Regions from separate parts of the Homo sapiens genome. Here region 1 is linked to region 2. A link is a contact called in ENCODE POLR2A ChIA-PET data. All regions are on one chromosome and are shown on one strand. The core of a region is the stretch at or near the end of the contact, and the rest is flanking DNA. Distances in the headings are between cores, read along the strand shown.

Region 1 (3,223 bases), core at 482-2,981, about 67 Mb after region 2:
GCGCAGAACCCCAAGCCAGAAACCTAGGACATCTGCCATCTTCCTCCTCTTCTCCCATCCAACCAACATCCAATTTGTCCTGGCACTTTTTTTTTTTTTTTTGAGGCAGAGTCTCGCTCTGTTGCCCAGGCTGGAGCGCAGTGGCGCAATCTCGGCTCACCACAACCTCCGCCTCCCAGGTTCAAGCGATTCTCCTGCCTCAGCCTCCCGAGTAGCTGGGATTACAGGCACCCGCACCACACCCGGCTAGTTTTTGTATTTTTAGTAGAGACGGGGTTTCACCATGTTGGCCAGGCTGGTCTTGAATTCCTGACCTCAGGTGATCCACCCGCCTCGGTCTCCCAAAGTGCTAGGATTACAGGCGTAAGCCACCGCGCCCAGCTCTTTTTTTTTTGAAACAGAATCTCGCTTTGTTGTCCAGACTGGAGTGCAGTGGCAAGATCATAGCTCACTGCAGCCTTGATCTCCCAGGCTCAAGCAATCCTCCAGCCTCAGCCTCCAGAGTAGCTGGGACTACAGGTGCCTGCCACCACACCTGGCTAATTTTAAATTTGTGTAGAGATGGTGGTCTCACTATGTTGCTCAGGCTGGTCTCAAACTCCTGAGCTCAAGCAGTCTTCCCGCCTCAGCCTCCCAAGTAGTTGGTACTGCAGGTGTGAGCCCCCAAGCCCAGCTAACATCCTGGTGTTTTTTTGTTCTGCATTCAGCAGTTCTCAAAGCTGGGCGAGCACCAGAATCCTTTGGGGGGGTTAAAAAAAAAAAACAAAAACGGCTTCCAGGGATCCACCCCAAAGAGACTGAATCAGAATTTATAGGGGTAGCCGGGTGCAGTGGCTCATGCCTTAATCCCAGCACTTCGGGAGGCCAAGGTGGGTGGATCACCTGAGGTTAGCAGTTCAAGAACAGCCTGGTCAACATGGCAAAACCCCATCTCTACTAAAAATACAAAAATTAGCCGGGTGTGATGGTGCATGCCTGTAATCCCAGCTACTCGGTAGGATGAGGCAGGAGAATCACTTGAACCTGGGAGGTGGAGGTTGCAGTGAGCCAAGATTATGCCACTGCACTCCAGCCTGGATGACAGAATGAGACTCCGTCTAAAAAAAAAAAAAAAATTGGCTGGGTGTGGTGGCTTACACCTGTAATCCCAGCACTTTGGGAGGCCGAGGCGGGCAGATCACGAGGTCAAGAGATCGAGGCCATCCTGCCCAACATGGTGAAACCCCGTTGCTACTAAAAATACAAAAATTAGCCGGGCATGGTGATGCACACCTGTAGTCTCAGCTACTCAGGAGGCTGAGGAAGGAGAATCACTTGAACCCAGGAGGTGGAGGCTGCAGTGAGCTGAGATGGCACCATTGCACTCCAGCCTGGAGACAGTGCGAGACTCCGTCTAAAAAAACAAAAAAAAAACCAACAAAAAACACCACCTCCAACCAGGAAGGCTGGGAGGGAGTGCTCCTTACCTCCCTAGCATGGAGACTGCTAGGAAGAACAGACCCTGCTGGAACCACGGGGAGCTGGATGCCCTGAGCTTCCCCTGGCAGAGGTGGGGCAGCCCTGGTGGTCTCTCCTAGCAGAGACTCCAGGATTCCAGGACACCTTCCTGGATGTAATAGTCTGACTCCTCCAAGAGGCGCAGAGGCCAGGCAGCCTCCAGGCGTGTCCCAGGGGAAGCCACCAGGCTGGCAAGGTTGATTCATCACTGCTGAGCACAGTGGCTGTTGTCTGCCTCGAGGGCTATTTTTTTCCCTTCTTCTTTTAAATGACTAATCAAAGTCAATATCACTAGTGCAGAGAGGCCCGGAGCTGAGTCAGGGGTGTGCGAGAGGCCAAGCTGGGTCTCCAGGAAAGACGGCTGTGCAATCTGAGCCTCCTCACCCTGTCTCCAGCCTCCAGCTGTGTGTACACCAGGTCCCCGCCCTGCAGAGCCTGCCCCTTCACAGGGCCCCAGAGTGGCTCAGGGAGGCAGCTTCAGGCCGTGGAAGGGGCCAGGCTCTGCCCCCACAGGCTGCATGACCTCAGATAAACACCTGGCCCTTTCTGGACCTGTTTTCTGATCTGTAAGATAGGAGGTTGAACTAGATGGTCCCGGGAGGCCGTTCCACCTGCACCCCAGATGAAAATGTACCCAAATGCATCGTTCATGCTGGGAAACCTCTGGAACGTAATGGGAGGAAGGATCGGGCGAGCCCTGTCCGGCTCCTGTTCTTACACTCTCGTGCCTGCCACTCTGCAAAGTAGGTAACACTGGCTCCATTCTGCAGATGAGGAAATGAGCAGAGGGAGATTAAGGATGAACCTGCCCGGTGTTGCCACCCAACCGCCAGACTCTTCCCAGCAACGAAAGAGAAGGGGAAACTGATGGGCAAAGCAGGGCCCTGGGCCTTCCCATCCAGGCCTGCCTGGGCTGCTCCAGTGAGTTGGGCCCTAGTCTAGACCTCAAGGCACTTCAGGGGGCCCCAGACACCAGCTGTCAGGACCACCTGCTATTCTCTCCTGGTTGAGCATTCCAATCTCTCTGCCTTCACTAAGCTGTCCCCTCCTTTGGATCACCTTCTCTCCTCCTATTCAAATCCAGCTCCTGCTCCTGTGCTATCCCAGGGTCTCTTCTTCCAGGAAGCCTTCCAGGATTGTGCTGCTCCAACTCTCCCTCCTTGCTACGTCTTCAGCCTCCTGCAACAGGTCCCATGTGTCTGTCCCACATGACCTGGCACATAGACAAATACATGTTCTGGGCCCAGGGAGAAAGGTCAGCTCTGCAAAGTCCCCAGGAAGAAAATCAGGGAGTCTCTGAGTTGAGGGGAGGAGGCAGCTACAGCCTGAGTGGGGCTCCTGGGGATGCTCTAACCTAAAAGTCTTTCCCTGGCTGTGTGACCCTGGCCCTGTCTTCGGTCTCTCTTTGTTACCTGTAACCTGCAAGTGGCCTTTCTGATCTCTGAGGGACTGCGACAGCATTGAGGCCCCCTGGCTAGTCCCCAGTGACCCCCTTCACTCCCCATCTGCAGAGGGAGAGTTGGGAGCTGGAGAAGGCTGGAGAAGGCTGGAGGGCTGGGCCGGGCCTGCAGAGTGAGGAAACGCGCCAGCTCCTTCCCCAAGTGTGACTTTTATAAATAAGCTCTCTTCGCCTCCTTCCAAATGTGGTGGTGTTGGGTGGGGGAGAAGGAGAAAGAAGAGGGAGGAGGAGGAGGAAGAGGGAGGGAGGGAGGGCTGGGAGCGGTGC
Region 2 (3,596 bases), core at 43-2,542:
CGTGCCTGGCTTATGGCTAGCTTTCTTTACATTGATTGTGAAGTCAGATATTGGTAGTAGAACATCATAATTTTAGATTGGGTTTTGTGTTTATTTAGCACTGCACTACTCTAGTGGTGTATTTTTCTGGACAGATTTTATCTGCATAGTTAACGCAGTTATATATAAGGCCTACCGTTACAGAATCCCCATACCTTGTTTGTCAGTGTAAATCGAGGACCTTCATGCGAGGTCTTTAATTTATTCAATAAGTAGGAATATATATTTGACAGTTACTAAATTCTACTGCCTTGTCCTTAAGATCTACATACTTTTTTTTGTTTTTTGAGTCAGAGAGTCTCGCTCTGTTGCTCAGGCTGGAGTGCAGTGATGCGATCTCAGCTCACTGCAACCTCTACCCCGTGGCCTCAAGCGATACTTCTGCCTCAGCCTCCTGAGTAGCTGGGATTACAGGCGCCTGCCACCACACTCAGCTAATTTTTTGTATTTTTAATAGAGATGCAGTTTCGCTGTGTTGGTCAGTCTGGTCTCGAACTCCTGGCCTGAAGTGATCCACCCGCCTTGGCCTCTTGCTGGGATTACAGGGAAGAGCCACTGCGCCTGGCCAAGATCTACTCACTTTTAGACAGCAATATATGCTCTGTATTTTGGTTTGCAATTGTAATTGTCATTGGAAGAGTTTGGCTTTTCTGTCCTGAGATCAACGTGTCTTTAAAAGAAGGCAGTGCAGAAAGTTGTTATTTTTTGAGCTTCTTGGATCTTTTATTTTTTTAACGTGAGGAAATTCCTAGCGTTTCTAGATTTGTTGATTGTGCTTTTAAGTTTTGGTTTATAGATTTCAGGAAGTAACACTAAAGTTTACCCTACTCTCCTCAAAAAGTAAGTAAAAAGTTCTCTTGGCTGGGCGTGGTGGCTCACGCCTGTAACCCCAGCACTTTGGGAGGCCGATGGGGTGGATCTCCTGAGGTCAGGAATTCGAGACCAGTCTGGCCAACATGGCAAAACCCTGTCTCTACTGAAAATACAACAACAAAAAAAAATTAGCTGGATGTGGTGGTGCTTACGTGTAGTCCCAGCTACTTGGGAGGCTGAGGCAGGAGAATTGTTCGAACCCAGCAGGCAGAGGTTGTGGTAAGCCAGGATTGCACCATTGGGCTCCAGCCTGGAAGACAGAGCCAAGACTCCGTCTTAAAGTTCTCTTAATGGAAAAATGAAGAACATAATAGCAACATAAGTTATTTGCTTTCATTGTGGTTATTTCTACAGGACAGGGCAGGGGAAGCACAGATAGGTTAAAAAAAATTGTAGCATCATGAGCTAGGGGGAAATCCAATGTAGAAATGGCATGAACTTTCTTCCAGCCGACTCATGTTCGTTTCCTAGAGTGATGACATTGCTCGATGATTGAAAAGAGGTTGAACTGAGCAGTTAATTATATAAAGTTAGAAATTCCAAAGAAGTAGTAACTACCAGAAATTCTCCAGCAGTATCAGTCAAGACTTGTGGCCAAATACGGCTTCCATTCTTCATGAGGGAAAGGCCATGGAAAGGCTGTCACATTGCCCAGTGCAGATGTTGACTTGGTTTGTGGAAGCGCAGCGTGGACAAGGAATGAATATACACTAATAGGAGTGGAATAACCTTTTTCTTTTACCTATTTGAATAAATTAAGTAAAAGTTTTAATCAGAAGACTTAAAGAGGAGTCGATTTTATCTTTTGATTGCACTAAGCTTAAATATAAGGTTGCACTTTAAGAATTCTGTAGTTTAATAATCATATTCTTATAAGACATAGATTTGTAACAAATAGTGATTGGTAATAAAATTTCAGTCAGTATCAGATTATGCCAGTACCTTGAATTTCTTCCCGGTTGAGCCTTTCTCAGCTAAAGATGTCATTCAGGAAAGGAAGTTTAGAGGATTTTAGACACAGCTGGTTGCCTTTATATTAGTAGTTTTGTTCCTCATATACATAGAGACTTAGGACAGAATAGTAAAAGAAGTGATAATGACATTTTATCATAACAGTCAAAACCTTCATAGCAGCTTATCCTTGACACTGAGTGGCAACTATTGTTAAGGTTTTTACACAACCTTTATCTTTTTTTTTTTTTTTTTTTTTTTTTTTTTTTTTTTGAGACGGAGTTTTGCTCTTGTTGCCCAGGCTGGAGTGCAATGGCGCAATCTCGGCTCACTGCAACTTCCGCCTCCCGGGTTCAAGCGACTCTCCTGCTTCAGCCTCCCGAGTAGCTGGGATTACAGGCATGCACGCCCGGCTAATTTTGTATTTTTAGTAGAGAGGGGTTTCTCCATGTTGGTCAGGCTCTTCTCGAATTCCTGACCTCAGGTGATCCGCCCGCCTTGGCCTCCCAAAGTGCTGGGATTACATGTGTGAGCCACCGAGCCCAGCCAACCTTTATCATTTTTAAAAAGGTCCCTTAGAGCCTTAGGCTCCACTTTCTTCCTCAGCTGCCACATCCAAACCATGGGTAAGCGATGCTTGATCTGCCTCCAAGTTCAAGCAGTCCAGGAAACAGCCCACTTATGTTCACTGTCCAGTCCCCATTCTTGGTCCAGGCCACCATGGATGGCTCCTGGACTGTAGCAACAGCTTCCATGTGTGTCTGCCTTGACTGAGTCCCTGGCGTCCTCAGGCTTCCTGCCACACTGCAGTTGGAGGCTTCTTCTAAAATCCAGTGCTTTCTGGGCAATTTAAAACCTGTGACTTTCCAAGTAGGATCTAGTCCCCATGTCCTTAACAAGAAGAGGTAACGTATTTCCCTATGCCACTGCCCACTTATTTTTTTATTGTTGAGATGGGATCGTGCTTTGTCACCTAGGCTGGGTGGAGTGGTGTGATCACAGCTCACTGCTGCCCTGAATTCCTGGGCTGAAGGGATCCTCTTGCTTCAGCCTCCTGAGTAGCTGGGACTACAGGCAAGAGCCACCACTTATTTTTGAATTTTTTGTGGAAACAAGGTCTCCCTATGTTGCCCAGGCTGGTCTTGAACTCCTGGGCTCAGCGATCCTCCCACCTCAGGCCCCTGTGCTGGGATTATAGCCTCCTGTGCTGGGATTACAGGCCTAAGCCACTGCACCAGGCTTTTATTTTTTAATTTAAAAAAATTTATTTTTTTGAGACAGGGTCTCACTTTGTCCCTCAGACTGGATGCACTGGTGCAATCTTGTTTCACTGCAGCCTTGACCTCCCTCCTGGGTTCAAGTGATCCTCGTGCCTCAGCCCCCCAAGTAGCTGAGACTACTGCTGCACACCGCCACACCCACCTAATTTTTGTATTTTTAGTAGAGAACGGGTTTCTCCATGTTGGCCCAGCTGGTCTTGAACTCCTGGGCTCAAGCGATCCACCCACCTCAGCCTCCCAAAGTGCTAGGATTACAGGCATGAGCCACCATGCCTGGCCTAAAAATATTTTTTTCAGCTCTAGAAATGTTAGCTCTTTTGCTGTACATTTCCAGAGCTGCTTTAATAATGACAGTTATCACACGCATAATTTCATGTGATGATTGCATTCTTAATTTTTAAATTTAACAACTGCACTTACTTCATGAGGTCTTGTTCATTGATACATCTTTAG

The links. ChIA-PET counts read pairs that join two places held with the same protein, here RNA polymerase II (POLR2A).
Region 1: POLR2A ChIA-PET joins it to region 2 with 10 read pairs in Panc1. The contact joins two enhancer-like sites. POLR2A ChIA-PET finds 5 or more read pairs at or near these places in 2 of 52 experiments (GM10248 and Panc1).

The regions. Positions count from the first base shown.
Region 1 is chr7:73,714,025-73,717,247 of GRCh38, forward strand. All of the region lies in intron 1 of STX1A (syntaxin 1A), which reads right to left. Among named protein-coding and RNA genes, the nearest start is that of STX1A, 4.0 kb to the right of the region's middle. RefSeq lists an enhancer at 1,423-1,954. Within about 2 kb of position 1,732, at least 10 of the 41 ENCODE cell types and tissues checked have a DNase peak (open chromatin) inside an H3K27ac peak, as active enhancers do.
Region 2 is chr7:6,381,684-6,385,279 of GRCh38, forward strand. All of the region lies in intron 1 of RAC1 (Rac family small GTPase 1), which reads left to right. Among named protein-coding and RNA genes, the nearest start is that of RAC1, 9.0 kb to the left of the region's middle. Within about 2 kb of position 1,293, at least 5 of the 41 ENCODE cell types and tissues checked have a DNase peak (open chromatin) inside an H3K27ac peak, as active enhancers do.